Linked DNA regions of Mus musculus: region 1 is linked to region 2. A link is a loop called in an ENCODE intact Hi-C map of the cell type or tissue named here. Cell type or tissue: heart. All regions are shown on one strand.

Region 1 (8,000 bases), 50 kb after region 2:
AAGATGGGCGGCAGAGACAGAATCCCTAAATACTCAAGGGCCAACTCGCATGCCATATGCAGGAGTGAAAGGAGCCTGTCTCAAACAAAGTGAAAGGGGAAGGGTGACACCTGGACTTGTGTTCTAACTGTCCCAGCCATGTGGTACAAATTAATGCACACCACTCACACACACTCACTCATATTCATACTCACATACACTCATGTACACACACTCACACATTCACACACATTCACACACACTCACACACTCACAAATTCAAACACACACATACACACGTACACGCTCATACTCACACACACACACACACACACACACACACACACACACACACACACACACACACACACACCAGAGCAGCTTTTTTTCTTTTAATCATGCCTCGAAGCTTCAGATAGGTTTTCAGAATTCATGGCTTATGTGGCTTTTTTTTTTCTATAACTTGCAAATATAAACAAATTAAAGTTGGATGCCTACAACTTTGTTTTTACTGAAAGAATATAAGTTCTAGAAATTCGGAGAAGGGACAGAGAAGGGACAGAGACAGCTTCCCAGACGGCTTTAGTGACCCTCAATCAAGTCCCCTTCATGCACTGTGACGGTCTGATGGTGTCTCTGACTAGACACAGGTGTGCATAAAATAAAACAGTTTAATACAGAAAGAAAAACAACAGAATGTGTTGTGACCTCGACTCAAGGCTGATGAGGAAATGACAACTTCCAGAGTCTCCCAGCCCTGAGGAGAAGCAGGCTCAGCTCCAGCCAGGGCTGTCTGCCTGAGAGGCATGTGGATTCATGCCTTGGGCTATTTAAATTTATTGGTATTATATTACTGTTTTGTTATTGGGGCAGGGCCTATGTCCCCTACCTGACCTGTTACTTGCTGTCAGAACTAGAACTCAAACTGCCTTTGCCTCCCGAGTGACAAGATGAAAGAGTGTGCCCTAGGCCTGGCTATTTTTATTATTTTTAAGATATGGGTGTCTGTGTGTGTTTGTGTGCATGTGAGTACAGGTGCCAACAGAGGCCAGAAGAGGACGCCAGGTCCCCTGGAGCTGGGGTTAGAAGAGGTTGTGAGCTGTCCGACACAGGTGCTGGGAACCAAACATGGGTCCCTGGCCAGCGCAATAAATGCTCTTGATGGCTAAGCAATCTCTCCACACCCTTGCCTTGGGTTCTCTGGCATTTTGTCAGCCAATTTCCTGCCCTTCACTGCACTTGTCTGGCTTACTTGATATGAAACTTAATTAGAGCTCTCATCTTCAAGCTGAAGAAGGCTTAAGATTAATTAAGACAAACATGATTTTAACAGCTAATCAAAAGAAGGTCACTGTGGAAAATAATGTGTAGACTAATTTTCTTGACTGTAATATCCAATTCACAGGCTGTAATATGAATATCAAATAGTATATAGGGACTGTGGGGATGGCCCAGCAGGTGAGAACAACTCTGTGTAAGCAGGAGGACCTGAGTGTGAATCCCCAGCAGCCACGTAGAAAGCCAGGCATGGCTCTGCTACACTGGAGAGGTGGGGGACAGAGACCAGAGGATTGCTAGGGCTTGCTGGCTGCCAGCTTAGCTCCAGGCTCAGTGAAAGACCCTGTCCCAATATACCACATATATACACTGTACATACACACATATACATACACCACACACATATACCGTACATATAAATATACCACATACAATGTATATATATATACACCAGACACATATACATCATAAACATACACATTGTACACATACACATATACATGTATATGTATGTATATATATATCTCATACACATGTACATGCACCACATACAAAGTACATACCACAAACACACATACACAAACCACACACATGTAAATATACCCTTTATACACACATACAGACACACAACACATGAACATACACCATACACACCACACACACATATACATATACCACACACACACACAGACATCATGCACACACACACACACACCATGATGATGGCACATCTCTAATAAGAAAACCTGAAATTCTGAACATTTATGGGTATCTCCTTTCTGGGCTTGCAAAGTTTTAGCCTCTGGAATACTTAGAATTTGGGGTTTTTCTGATCAGGGATGTTCAAGCAGTCAAGTCTATGGAAGTATTCCCAGATACCAAACAAACAGAACCCAGAGTTACTTCTGGTTCTAAGCCTTCCAAAATAAGAGATGCTTGATCTGTATATCAAAGTCTCTGTAATAATATAAAAATTTATGTTTTACTGAAAGGATGGGGGGAGGGGCACGACTAAAAGCATTCCACAGAGTTAGTGTCCAGAGCAAACTGAGGAGTCCACTGTTGCATCTCCCAGTCACCCACAGCTGCCTGGAAACACTCGGGAGACAAGGCCTACCTCAGGGTCACTGGGCGCTGATCTCCACACAGTGAGCATGAGCAGCAGCATAAGGCTGGAGGGGGTGGAGGGGGAAAGGGAGGGAAGGCCTGAAATATTCCCATCATCAGGAAGGACACCGCTCCTCCTCCGGGGTCACTGCCAGTTCAATCTGAATTCCTTCGGCACAGATCCACAGTCCCTGGGTCCCCCCAGCCCTCCGCCCCAGCCCCAATTCACAGCAGCCATTTCCCTGTTCTCAGAACAGATTCCAGGAAGGTATCCTGGAGACAGACATCAAAGGAAGGAGAGCTGGCAGCCCCAAAACAGGTCATGCTGGTAGGGGAGTGCTAGAAGCCACATGAAAAGCTAAGAAGTCACAGGGCACTTTATTATTCCTATTTATTATTATTATTACCACTATTATTATTTAAAGAGCTCAGAAATATCTCTCGTTTTAGTTTTAGTTTGAGGACAGAAGGAAATGGCTTTGAAGTCACACAGCCCGGAGCAGCACTTAGTGACAGGACAGCCAGGGATGAAAATGCTCATTCGGTGGAAAAAAGCCAGAGGTATCCAACACTGCTCACAGGCGGGCCGTCTCTCCTCGCTAAGTAATAACCCAGAAGCCTTGCGCTTGGTTTAAGGACATGAGGAAGGAAAGGGAATTGCTGCTAGATAAAACCAGCATAGCTGGGACCAGATTGGAAAGTCACCAGGCTCGGAAGGGCCCTGTGGGGAGTCACATCCACGTATATGGTTTAAGTACAGAGACCCCAATGGATCCCCACTTATTTGGAGGGGCAAGCATTGCTGGAGTAGGCACCTCGCTTGTCCAGTGCTTCTGCTCTTGAAAGCAGTATTTGAAAGTGGGGGATGAAAATGTGGCTACAGGTGGGCAGAGAGCAAGTGACAAGCAGCCAAGTGGTTGGTCAGTGTGTGTGGAGGCGTAACATGATCCTGTCTCAGCAGCTCCCACAAACACAGAAGGAAGAGCACAGACCTGTCCTGCCAGGACGGACACACACACTCTGAGATGCTGAAAATCTGAAACCCTTCTAAGGCAGAAGGGGAGGAGGAAGAGGCACGCCCTGCCTTTGGACAAGCCCAGGACCTGACAAAACTTTCCCAGTTCAAGAAAAAAACCTGGGCCAGCCAGCACTTGGGAGGCAGAGGCAGGCAGATTTCTGAGTTCGAGGCCAGCCTGGTCTACGGAATGAGTTCAAGGACAGCCAGGGCTACACAGAAAAACCCTGTCTCGAAAAGCCAGAAAAAAAAACAAAAAAAAAAAACAAAAAAACCTGAGGAGTCCGAAGCTGTGGAATTGAATGCAAAACAAGGAAGCACAGAGGCTATGAAGAGCAGACCACCAGAAAATTAAAAAACAAAACCAAAAAAGTATGTTTGCTTGTACGCAAAGAATATATTGTCTTTAAGCCAAATAAAGTAAAATTAAGGGACTAATGGTAAATAGACAAATAAAAATGCAGTTGAGGCTGGAATGTAGCTCAGAGGAGGAGTGCCTGCCTAGCAGTCACCAGGCAGCAACAGTCATAAAGCCATACAAGACTCAGCACGACAGGATAACAGTGTTACCAGTGTTGGGGGGAGGGCAGATTTAAAACAAAGGTAACAAACAGAATGAAATGTAGAGAAAATGAGAGGGAGACAGGAAAGAAAGCAACATCAAAATCTTTTCTCCTCGGGGCTGGGGATCAATCGAGAGCCCTGGCCACGCTAGGCAAATCCTCTACCCCTGCGCTCTGTCCGACTCTCTGATGCAGCAGTTCTCCAAGGTGCATAACCCTCGCAACTGAAGACGTACACAAAGTATACACAGATGTTTGTAACTTGCCCAGTGACAGCAGCGAAGTACGAGGCGGCTTTAGTTTTCCTTCACAGGAAAACATTGAATGAACCATAGCGTGTTTGTGTGGTGAAACACCCTGGAGGCATCAGAGAGTATCTCCCAGAAGAATACAGTCCTGTGCGGAAAGAGAATCAAAAGACTCTGAATCTGTAAAGACACATGTGGTCATACATGTAAAGAAAAGCTGGGGCTACTTTACTGCTACCAAGGCCTACAGTTCGTATGTACACGTGTGCATGTATGTGTGCGTGCACATGCATGAGTTTCAATTTTCCTCAGTGATCCAATGTTAGTGCCTTTTTCTGTTTTTATTGAGACAGGGTTTCACATGACCTGAAACTCAATATATAAGCTTACCATAAACTCAGAGAGATCCTCCTGCCTCTGCCTCCCAAGTACTGGGTTTAACTGTGTCGTGTTAGTTATACCAATGTTAAGTTGTTTTGCTGTTGTTGTTGTTGTTTTAAGGAAAATATCCTAATAAATGTTTTTATTTTTAAAAAAATGAAAAAGAGGGAAAGAGATTTGGGCTACTTTAAAATGCAACAGGTCTATGGAAAATCAACTGGATCCAAATCAAAGGCGGCGTTCCTCATGAAGATGAGCCTGAACCAATTACCCTCCCTCCATGGGATGGGCCCTCACAGCCTGCCTCACTTGACAACCGCCTGAAGGCTCTTCAGAACCTTAAACAGGTCTTAGGGCAGGGTTGTAAATCCACAACATGTCCACCCCTCCCGGGAACGTCCTCCAGGGTTAGCAGATCTAACCCCATCCTCCCTGTTCTGCAAGCATACTTCACTGCTTTAAAATAAGCTGTCAATTTCTAAAGGTAAATATTAGGGTTAGTTTCTCCTTGGGCACCATAATTCTCTCATAACTAAAATGTTTGTGGATTTTACGTCTCTCAACTGAGGCATTTGTCCTGTGTGAAGGGACCCACTGAACAAGAGTATTAACTACCTGATTCCAAAGACTTCCAAGAAAAGTCACACACACACACACTCGGAAAGGGAGGCTCCACAGAGACGTGCTGGCCAGGGGTTCCTGAGCGCTCAGTGAAGACCTAAAGATGCTGGTGCAGGGGCCAGAGTAGCCACCCCTCTCTGCAAGCCTCTTCTCCCCTCAGATACACTTTCCACATTGCCTTGCCCAGTGTTCAGATACAGGCAATCACACCTTGTTACTAAGTCCAAGCTTTGTCCTCAAAAGAACATCCTTAACAATTATTTTAGTTCATTCTCCCTATCCCCGCTCTGCGCATACGCAAAGAATTCAGCAGCAGGACTCTCCGGGGAGAGATGGCTCTGCATTTTCAGAGGCCCCAAGTCTGGTTCCTAGCACCCATGTCAGACAGCTCCTATAACTCCAGCTCCAGGAAGACCTCATGGCCCCACCTTTGTCTCTGCAGGCACTGGCATTCACAGTCTAAGAATAAAATGTTAAAGGGGTGGTGGTGGCTGAAGAGACGGCTCAGCGGTGGAGAGCACTTGGTGTTCCTGCAGAAGACCCGAGTTCCATTCCCAGCACCCACAAGGTGGCCCACAGCCATCTGTTACTGTAGTTGGAGGGAGTCCAACAGATTCTTCTGGCCTCTGTGGCACAAGGCATGCATGTGGTGCACGTACACAGCAGTCCGCAGTGTCACTTTAGTAAATGAATGTGGGATAGAGAAGTGAGAAAGATGGCAGAACAGAGCGGTGCAGGCCATAAGCAGAAAGAGGCGGAGCTAGAGAAGCGGTCAGGTGGTAGCCACGGGTATGGGAGTGAGGCTGCTGTAGATAAAGGGGCGCATCTCCAAGTAGGGCCGGCAGGGTGGGGTGCAGCAACACGTAGCTCTCGCAGGCTCTACCCAGAACACGCTGCCAAGTGGCACTATCACGTGAGAAACAGTTCATTTTCTGGACTAAGCCTTCTCAAAAGACTTCCATGGCCCGTGCTGCAACTGGGAGCCCTGTTATCACCCGAGGTCTGTGTTGCTACTGGAAGCCATGTTGAGTTCCGTGGGGTCCCGATGCCGCTGTTGGCTGTGTGGATGGATGTCTGGTTCATGCTGCTGCCAGCTGCTATGGGGCAGGGGGCTTCTATTGCAGTGGTAAGGATGACTACAGACTCACAATTAAGAATGAGAGACATTGTAGCCTTCTGTGACAACCTCTCCCTGCCTCCAAAAAGAGAAACAGTCCAGACAGGAAGCTACTGAAGACAGTCCTTAAAAATTGTGATAAAGATGCTAAAGTTATAAGAAGTCGGTGGAGTGTTCAGCCACAAATGTGACATCTATATCACACCCAAAGGCTAAAGGACTTTGGGAGAAAGAGCACAAAAATTATAAGAGCCTGAGTTGGGAAGGATTGAAGCTAAGGTGTCTTCTCAATGTGTCAGGACCGCTGCAGAAGTCAGAAGTCAGAAGAGGGCACTGGATCCTCTAGAACTGGATTTACAGATGGTTGTGGAAGAACTAGTGCTCTTAACCACGGAGCCATCTCTGCAGTCCCAATTAAAAGGAGTGTGTGTGTGTGTGTGTGTGTGTGTGTGTGTGTGTGTGTGTGTATGTATGTATGTGTGTGTATGTGTGTATGTGTGTATGTATGTGTATGTATGCGTATATGTATATGTTTTAATGAGACAGAGTTTCTCTATGTAACAGAGCCCTGGCTGTTCTGGACTCACTTTGTAGACCAAGCTGGCCTTGAACTCACAAATATCTGCCTGTCTCAACCTCCCAAGTGCTGAGATTAAAGGTATGTACCACTATACCCGGCTTTTAAAAATAATTTTAAAAATCAAAAAAGAAATTCTCAAAGAATAATAAACATTGTAATTTTTTTCTTAAGGTAAGAAAAGAAATAGATTTTTCCAAAATGGTGACAGATGACCAAAAATTCACCAGAGAAGAACGCTAAGAACTGCTATCTCTATACACAGCAAACAATGTGTTGATCTAACTATAGGGAGAAGAGCAAGTGTGTCTCCTTAAACTGTCTTTCAAGCCTGTGGTCTCATCCTGTGGTAAGCCCCACCCTGTCCTTAGCTTCCCTAAGCAGTCTGATTTCTGTCAGAACTGCAGCGATGTTCCTGGCACTCACAGTCATCATCTCGGACCCTGTTTTCCAGGCCCTCGCAGCTGCTTAAGGCACACACATGCAGAACCAATGCTCGGCCTCTTTCTAAGTCTCTGTCTCCCACCTTCCACGTGTTCTTCTATGTCTCTCCCTTGTCAATAACTTCTTGGGATCTGCATTTGGGTGCTGGGTCTAAGCAGGACACCTTGGCGATCCACTGACCCTTGGTGACAAAAGCCTGCTCTGTCTTAAGACAAATCTGGGGTTGGTGAGATGGCTCAGTGGGTAAGAGCACCCGACTGCTCTTCCGAAGGTCCAGAGTTCAAATCCCAACAACCACATGGATGCCCTCTTCTGGAGTGTCTGAAGACAGCTACAGTGTACTTACATATAATAAATAAATCTTTAAAAAAAAAAAAAAAAGACAAATCTGGGACTAAACGTCACTGTTGTTGCTTGCTAATTTCCTGGTTTTGGTTACTCACTTCATTGGTTAGATCGTCAGCTCCAGGCTGGGCAAGAGGAGATTGCTATCATCTCCTTCACAAGACTGTTTGGAGAATATGGCACAAGGGACTATGTAAAGCCCTTGTTGTGGGTACATGTTCTGGGGTGCTAGAACCCCAGCTTCTCTACAGACTTCCCTCTGTGCAAAGCATCACTTCAGGAATAAATACCTGGGGAGGGGACCTCTGAGAATAGTCAAGTCCTA
Region 2 (8,000 bases):
TACATTCCACGGGCAATGAACTTCTGAGTCCTTCCTGTCCTCTCTCTCTCTCTCTCTCTCTCTCTCTCTCTCTCTCTCTCAGTGCCTCTGGAAGCACATGTTTCACCTTTTGATCTCAGACACAAATTGGCAATCTGCTGCTCTGAAGCACTGTGTGAATGGCCCTGGCAGGCGACAGGCCGTCCAGGATGAGAGAGGAGGCATGGTGCATACTTTAAGCCACTGGTTCTCAGCTTTCCAGGGGACATTTGATGATGTCTGGGGCAATTTCTTGTTGCCACAACTGGAGATAGGGCTGTCACTGGCATGCAGTAGGCACGAATTAGGGGTGCTGGGCAACATTCTACTACTGTGGGATCCACAGTGAAAAATTATCTGGCTTAAAATGTCAACAGTGCTGCGGTTCAAAAACATCTCTAAGCTTCTGGAAATTTTGGTCCATTCTGCCCCCAATTACTTCTTAATCCCAGTCTGACAGCACAGTAAGAATAGACCAGGGAAACAACGGGGAAGTCCGCTCAGCCAGGGGCTGGTCCCGTGTGCATGAGTGATTCCAAGAGCACTTTTGAATTTCCGTGTGATTTTGAAGATAAACATGGACAGCTTCACCAGTTTCTCCTTTAATTATGATTATCCTGCAGGAGCAGCATGGGATGGGAAGGGCTGAATAGATGCAAACTCCTCTCCCCACAGTCTTCAGAGGGAACAGTGTGGAGAACAGCATTCTCTGGCTGCGTGCTTTCATATTTTTTTAGCACAGCGATCTTCACAGCCACACATATGCCACCATCACTGCAGGAGTACACACCTGTCAGGCATCTGCAGCTCCGGCAGGAGCGACTAGAGCGTCGAGATGAGAAAAGGATGGGTGAGTAACATCACTTAAAGGGAAGTCTGTAGATCATTCGGCTTTCCGACAAATCCTAATGCAGGCACTTGCTCTGGGGAGGCTTCTTAAATTGGGGAAAGCTGATGTTGCAATGGCCAATCCAGAACTGCGTCCCTGCCTGGCTAGCTTTCCTAACCCCAGGCTTGTATAAATGCCTTTCCGAGCAACATGCCTCCAAGCATCTGTGTCAGTGTTTGCTCTATTTCCTGGGGTATTTGGGAGTGGGGGTATGAGAGAGAGAGAGGAATGTGAGGCTCATGCCCATAGAGGTATGTTATGCATGGAATTCTATATGCCATGTGTGCTGGGGGGCGGGGGGAGTGAAAGAGTTGCAAGCTGTGGTTCCAATACAGAACAAAGGAGGCCTGAAGTAATACCAGCTGCAAGCAGAAGACCAGGCACAGCGGAGAGTTCCAGTATTGAGGTGTAGCCTTTCAGCCATGCAGACTAACACTCATGGACAGGATACTGAACAATGAGAGAGGGCAGAGAGACAGGAATGAGTATGACTGACTGACCCCTTCATGCCATCTGGGAACCCCACACTGTTTTACCTGTGCTCTGACTGACTGGCTGTAAAATGGCACTCCCAGAAACCCCTCTTCCTGGGGCACAGTCAACTATTTTGCTCCAATGGTTCACAGAACTCAAGGGGAGGCTTTAAATGCCAGCCAGTACGTGTGAAGCCATGAAAACAGCAGGAGGAAATTAAACATCGATGGGCAAACACAGGGTTAACAGTCTCCACAGGGATGGGTAACTTCAGACAGGAGTTGAGGGGTTCAGCCAGCCAGACTCAGGGCAGATGCTGAGACGCCCAGCCCGGCGAGCACCCTCCACCCTCCAGACCTCATTCCAGCCTTGGTTTGGTTCTTGGGCACCTTTTATTCTGGCCACTGCTCACAGATGGCGTGTCCCATTCTCTAACCATATCTCATGCCCACCTCTCCTTCCGTGGAAAAGGTACTTGGGTGTAGGGAATAAGAGCCGTGTCTTCTGCGGTTACAGCTGAGGCCCAGGAACTGATTTCACTGGCTTGGCCTCCAACAGCACCTCCGTCTAGCTCACCCACTGATTATGCCTGTGTTCCTCATTTGTACGGGATAACTCCAGCCCACTGCACATTCTGCATAATCAAAAACACTTCTTTTTGTGCTAAACAAGGACAAGGTGACCAGGGTCTGTATTACAAAATAGCTTTACCAATCATTTCTGGCTTCCTTCTACATGAGAAACCCTGTGCTAAAGGCTGGGGTCATAAAACAACTAATACACGGGGCTCGTCCTTCTGAAGCCTGTTTGGAAGGATGTGTACTTAAACCGTTAGGACTTGGGAGAATGTAAGCATCATAATGCTGTAATAATGCAAGAGATATCAGTTAATACACCCAAAATGCCGAGAACAACGTCTGGGGCTTATGAGTCATGCTGCAGAGGCACCAGATATTTTCATTATTTAAACTCCTTGCAAGTCAGGGCAAGCAAGAAGGAAGCCACAACATCTGATCTGCTTCTGCAAGAATGAGCTGGATTTGATTGGGAGGTAGGAAAGAGAAGGGGAAGGTATCCAAGTCTGAGCAAGGGGCAGGAAGCCTCCACGCACTGGGAGAACTATAAACTTTTGAGGACTGTAGAAAAGTCCTGGATGCTGTCAGAGAGGGCAGGGGAGCTGTGGGAGGTGATAAGGCAGGAGCCGTATGATCTACCATCACGACTCTAACTTGTTGCATTGTGATAGAAACTACTGAAAACAAGGTTAGACCTACACTAGAAAACTTGAACCAGTGCCTGGGGATACTGTCTGGAGTAGAAGACAGAAGTGACAAAAACTGAACCAGGGGGCAGACTCAGCAGGTAAAGGTGCTTGCTGCTAAATCTGACTACCTGAGTTCTAACCCTGGGACTGGAATGATTGGAAGAAAGAACTGACACCTGTAAGTTGTCCTCTCACCTCCACACATGTACTGTGGCATGTGTGTGTGCACATACAACACACACACTAAATAAATAAATAAATATTTCTTGTTTCTTGTTTTGTTTTGTTTTTTGAGATAGGGCTTTACTCTGTAGCCCTGGCTGTCCTAGACCTTACCTATAGACCAAACTAGCCTTGAACTCACAGAGATCCACCTATCTCTGCCTTCCAAATGCTGAGATTAAAGATATACACCACTGTGTCTGGCAAAAACTTAGGTTTTAAGTTTTTTGGTTTTGTTTTTAGAGAAGTAAAAAAAAAACCTAAGAAATCTGGGCAAAGTGGGCACCTTTAGCCCCAGCATTCAAGAGGCAGAGGCCAGAGGATTATGAGTTTGCGGCTAGCCTGGGTGACACACTGATGCCCTGTTTCCAACAACAGCAACAACACAAAACAAAAATCAAAACTAATAACAATTTCAGTGATGGATGCCATGGCGCATCTGGCAGCCAAGCGACAACTGCACAGTGGAAGGAAGGTCTCACAGAGAAGGGACATCTGAAGGATGACTGACTACAACAGAACCTCATGGCACTGCCATCTGCACAGGGTGAGAGTGGGTGGCATGCTTGCGGAACCCTGGAGCGGATCAGTACGGCGGGGTATAGGGTGCAAAGGTGAGAGCAGGAGAGCCAGGAAGGCTTGCTTGGTGGGAAACTTAAGTCCACACCAAGGGGTTGCTCTTTAAGCCCACCACAGTGAAAGAGGTGTCAAGCAACAGTACTAGAGAAAGGTCATTTGGGAACAATGTAGAGGGGTGGGAGCGGAGGTTGGTAGGTTCATTAAGGGACTACTGAACGACCTGTGCCCTGACCTAGTTATGTTCAGAGAATGGGAGGAAACGAGTTGAGAAACAGTACAGTTTGTGGCTCTGCTAAATGCATCAGTGCGACACAGCTACAAGTATCAATCAGGGGCTGGAGAGACGGCTCAGAAGATAAGAGCACTGGCCACTCTTCCAGGGCCAGGGTTAGATTCCCAGCATCCACATGGCAGCTCACAACCATCTGTAACTCCAGCCCCACAAGATCTAATGTGCTCTTCTGACGTCCGTGGGCACTGCAAACACATGGTGCACAGACACACAGGCAAGCAGAAATAACCATATGCATAAAAATAGAGGTTAACCAGTCCACTGGTCAAGACCTCATATATTTTGAATGTGTAGAAGGAGGAAGGGAGGAAAGGAGAGAAGAGGGAAGGAGGGAAGAAGCAAGCAAAGTGTCTTGAGGGGAAAACTGGTGGGAATGATTTTAGTCACTGACTCAAAACACTTGAGATTCCTCTGTGAACAGACAAAGACACTACTTGTTCACTAATGTCAGGGATGCCCAACATAAAATCCTCACCTAAATTTGGCTGAAGTGGGCTGAACTTTGGTTCCTGGTTAGAGTCCGTCAGTAGGGACTGTCTCTATAGGTGCCTCTTCCTGCCAACCAGCAGGGGTCAGCAAAAAGAATGATTCAAAGAAAGAACCTGGCTAAGCCAGGGCTGGTCCAAGCCAAAAGTCTCTAGAAACTTCTCACAGGTATGGAATCCAACCACAGTCCCCACGGCAGGGAGGAACTGTGTTGAGCCAAGAGGAATGAGCTGAACAGAGACACTGAGAGCCCCCAATGCTGACGAAAGAACTTAGGAGTTATGCTCGGTTTGGTTAAGGAGGAACTCTACTTTCGTTCCAAGCATAGTTCCACAAGTACCAAGTTCAAGGGTGAGGTTTCTCTGAAGGATTTTCTTTCTTAATCCAATAAATAAAAACCAGTGAGATCATAGTGGGTTTTATTCAAGTGATCCCCCTACACACCAGTGCTCATGTAGCACCCAGGGCCTCGTGTACAAAGCCAAATGTTCTTCGACACCTCTAATACCAAGAAGCGATTCTAGTAACGGAACACTGAAATGTCTTCAGCTTCCTTGGAGCTCACATCCTAGTGCCTTGAGAGTATCATTCTTTCTGGGGAAGAGGGTTTCTCTACATCCTCAAATATAAAATGATAGAAGTGACTTTGAACTGTGTACCTTTGAACTTTGAAGCTGAGGTTCATGACCGGGCTCTGATTAGGAACGCATTGAAGGAAGAATAGGATCTTAATTACTTCGCTGTGGCCCCTTAAGCCTTTCTTAGTAAACTAATGAGTTATACTTTTCCTTGAGAGAAAATCTTGGAAACGACTCATTTCCCCAACAGGGCAGCGTTATCTACCATTCGTATGTGGGAGAGTTTAAAAAAAAAAAAAAGTTTGAGTCTAGCTTAGCTAGGCCAGGAAGAAAATTAAAAGTAAGTATTTATTTTCTTATTAAGGTTAATCAGACTCAGAGAGGCCACCAAAAGAAAACACAGACTCTAAGGAGTGACCCCAAGTTGACAGACACCTCCTCCCCTGACCCCAACAACTACTCAAGGCAAAGGAAGCAATCAGAAAGGGAAAGGAAGAGCAGTTGTCTGCGTCATGAAGGGGCAGAGCTTGGCATTTGTCATTCCAAGGGTTTAGAGCAGACTATCATTTGGGCCCAACGGTCAAGGCTGACTGTGGCAAGCGTGGCCACACAAGCCTATAATCTCAGCACTGGAGAGGCTGAGGCATAAGGGGAGTAGGTCTCAGGGTAGCCGGGACTATATGGCAAGACCATTTCCCAAGAAGAAAGAAAAGAAGGAGGAAGAAGAGGAAGAGGAAGAAGAAGAGGAGGAAGAGGAAGAGACAGAGTAGGCAAACGATAGATAAGCTGACTGTGAAGGGCAGGTACTTTCAAATCAAAAGCAAGTGTGGCTGAAACAGACTATCAAAATGAAGTTCTTATCTATGAACCTCACAGCCTAGACTTAAACTCCAAAGACTGCCTAGACCAAGCTCTGCTGGCTCAGAGCTCTCCTTCCTCTCTGTCCTGCAGATGCCAGGGAGCTGAGCTTACTGAGTGCACATGGGGGTCAGGAGTTAGGACAAAGAGCAGACAGGCAAGGTAATGAATGGCTGTTTTATCTCTAGGTGGTCACAAGCTATAAAAAGAGATTCAAAGCAAGTCTTTTAGGTAACTGGAAAGAAACATGAAGGGATTTAGCAGAGATCTGGAATATTTAGTATCTTGTTTAGGAGGCTATTCCTGTAGGTATACCAGTTGTCCAAACACAATGAACATACTCAAGAGCTATGATTTGCTGGGCGTGGTGGCGCATGCCTTTAGTCCCAGCACTCGGGAGGCAGAGGCAGGTGGATTTCTGAGTTCGAGGCCAGCCTGGTCTACAAAGTGAGCTCCAGGACAGCCAGAGCTATAAAGAGAAACCCTGTCTCAAAAAACCAAAAAACAAAACAAAACAAAACAAAACAAAAAAAACAAAACCAAACAAACAAACAAACAAACAAAAAAAGAGCTATGATTTTGCAAAGCATGGTGAAGTAGACCTCTAATTCCAGCACTGGAGAGGCAGAGGCGGGTGGACCTCTGTAAGTTCAAAGCCAGCATGGTCTCCATAGCCTGTTCCAGACCAGCCAGTGTTACATCATAAGACCCTGTCTCAAAACCCAATAACTCTTCTCCTCGTCTTTCTCTGCAGGCACACATACACACTCTCTCGATTTCTCTTTCCCCTCTGCCTCTCTCCCCACTGTGACTTCCTTGGCCTCAATCCTTAGGGCCAGTGAACTCGCCTGAGAATAGCTTCCCAATAAACCTGCCTTTAATATAATCTAAACAAACAAACAAACAAACAAACAAGCAAACAAGCAACAAAACCATTTGTTCCTCTAAGAATGTAAGTAACAAAGAATTCCAGAGCCTATGTACGGTGCCTATCTTCTGGGCGTTCTTTTCATGGGGGATGCTACCTCCTTCCCTGTCTTTTTTCACTATTGTTCTTTGTCTCAGTGAATGATACCAAATGTGCTCCACCCAGTTTCCCAAGCCAGAAAATTAGGATTCCTTCTACTGCCCTCTTCCTCACATCTGCAATCCCATAGACAGCTCCTGAATCCACTCTTTGCCTCCAGCTCAGTCTGGACCTGAGTTGCTGTCCCTACCTCCTGACCATCTGTTCTCCACAGCACTGCCTCCCGGATAAGGTCCTGGTGTTGTTCCCCATCACTTCGAGGATAATGACCAAACTCCTCAGCCAGATGCTCAACAGTGGTGCCTTCCCTTTCTGCAGCAAGCAGCTCTGTTAAAGCTCTCAAGCTGTCTATAGCACCCACCAACCACCCTCCCCCTACTATTCTCCCCTCACCCTCATAAACATGCCTACCCAACTTGTAACCTTCCTCAGGACTTGGATCAGAGTGACCTGTTTTTAGAAGTCCCTCTCCTAGGTGTCCTCTGCCTCCCTCCCTCTGCTTCACTTGGTAGGGCTCACACACTTAACTGATGGCTTTTTGTGACAGGGTCAGGCTCTGGGTACAAGCACATGACATGTGTCAGCTCATTTAATAGCAATTCTTGCTCTGCAGAGTAGTGACCAGGTTTCTAGTTGTCTCCTGCCTAAATCATTAGCCTACAGCAGCACTCTGTTCAATGTTTCCCTAGCATCTCCTCGGACACTAGGAAGATTGCAGGTGCTAGAGCTTAACAAATACTTGCTAGATGAATGAGGATTCCTGTGGTCAAGGCACAGAATGGCCTGCACTTCATTTTTCTTTTCAATAAGCAAAGTAACCATCCAGAACAGGTTCCATACCAAGGCTTCTACCCAGCAGGCTTTGGCAAAACCCTCTGTATCCAAAGTATTTCGTAGGGATAAATTACTCCAGTGTCCCAACTGCCTGAATTCCCTCTCTAGTTTTATAGCTAAGCACCTTATAGGAAGAGCCTGCCATACACACTGCATTGTGCTGACCTCTCAAGCAAAACCTCACTTAATCCCCAGGGCCCTCAAAGGAAGCATTATCCATTATCGTTGTCGTTGTCCTCAGCTTCACACAAGAGAAAACTGAAGTTCAGAGAGGACAAGTGACTCTGATGACAGCATTGGAGCCTCCGAGCACTCTAGGCAGAGCAAAGAGCTGCCCTCACACCAGAAAAGCCTGGGTACCTCCTCTCCTTGCCGTTTTGACATCATGTGTTTCTGAGTTGCTGTTATATAGACATGTATAGCCAGCCACTTGTTACAGGGTGGAACTCTACAATGGTTGGAAGATATTCCTCAAATTG

Evidence for each region. Hi-C counts contacts between places; a loop is a spot of excess contacts. Peaks named below come from ENCODE experiments on the same cell type or tissue, not always from the same donor. Only the 100,000 strongest peaks of a DNase experiment are listed, where the experiment ranks them.
Region 1: a loop joins it to region 2, with 1.9 times the contacts of the local background. A loop is called at or near these places in 5 of 42 quality-filtered maps.

What each region holds. Positions count from the first base shown.
Region 1 is chr11:76,360,886-76,368,885 of GRCm38, forward strand. The region is part of intron 1 of Nxn (nucleoredoxin); the gene reads right to left. Among named protein-coding and RNA genes, the nearest start is that of Nxn, 34 kb to the right of the region's middle. In heart, a CTCF peak has its summit at 3,017; a DNase peak (open chromatin) is centred at 2,936; H3K4me3 peaks cover 490 bases; H3K27ac peaks cover 2,134 bases.
Region 2 is chr11:76,310,625-76,318,624 of GRCm38, forward strand. The region is part of intron 1 of Nxn (nucleoredoxin); the gene reads right to left. Among named protein-coding and RNA genes, the nearest start is that of Mrm3, 71 kb to the left of the region's middle. In heart, a CTCF peak has its summit at 4,289 (motif pointing right); DNase peaks (open chromatin) are centred at 2,447 and 3,707; H3K27ac peaks cover 683 bases.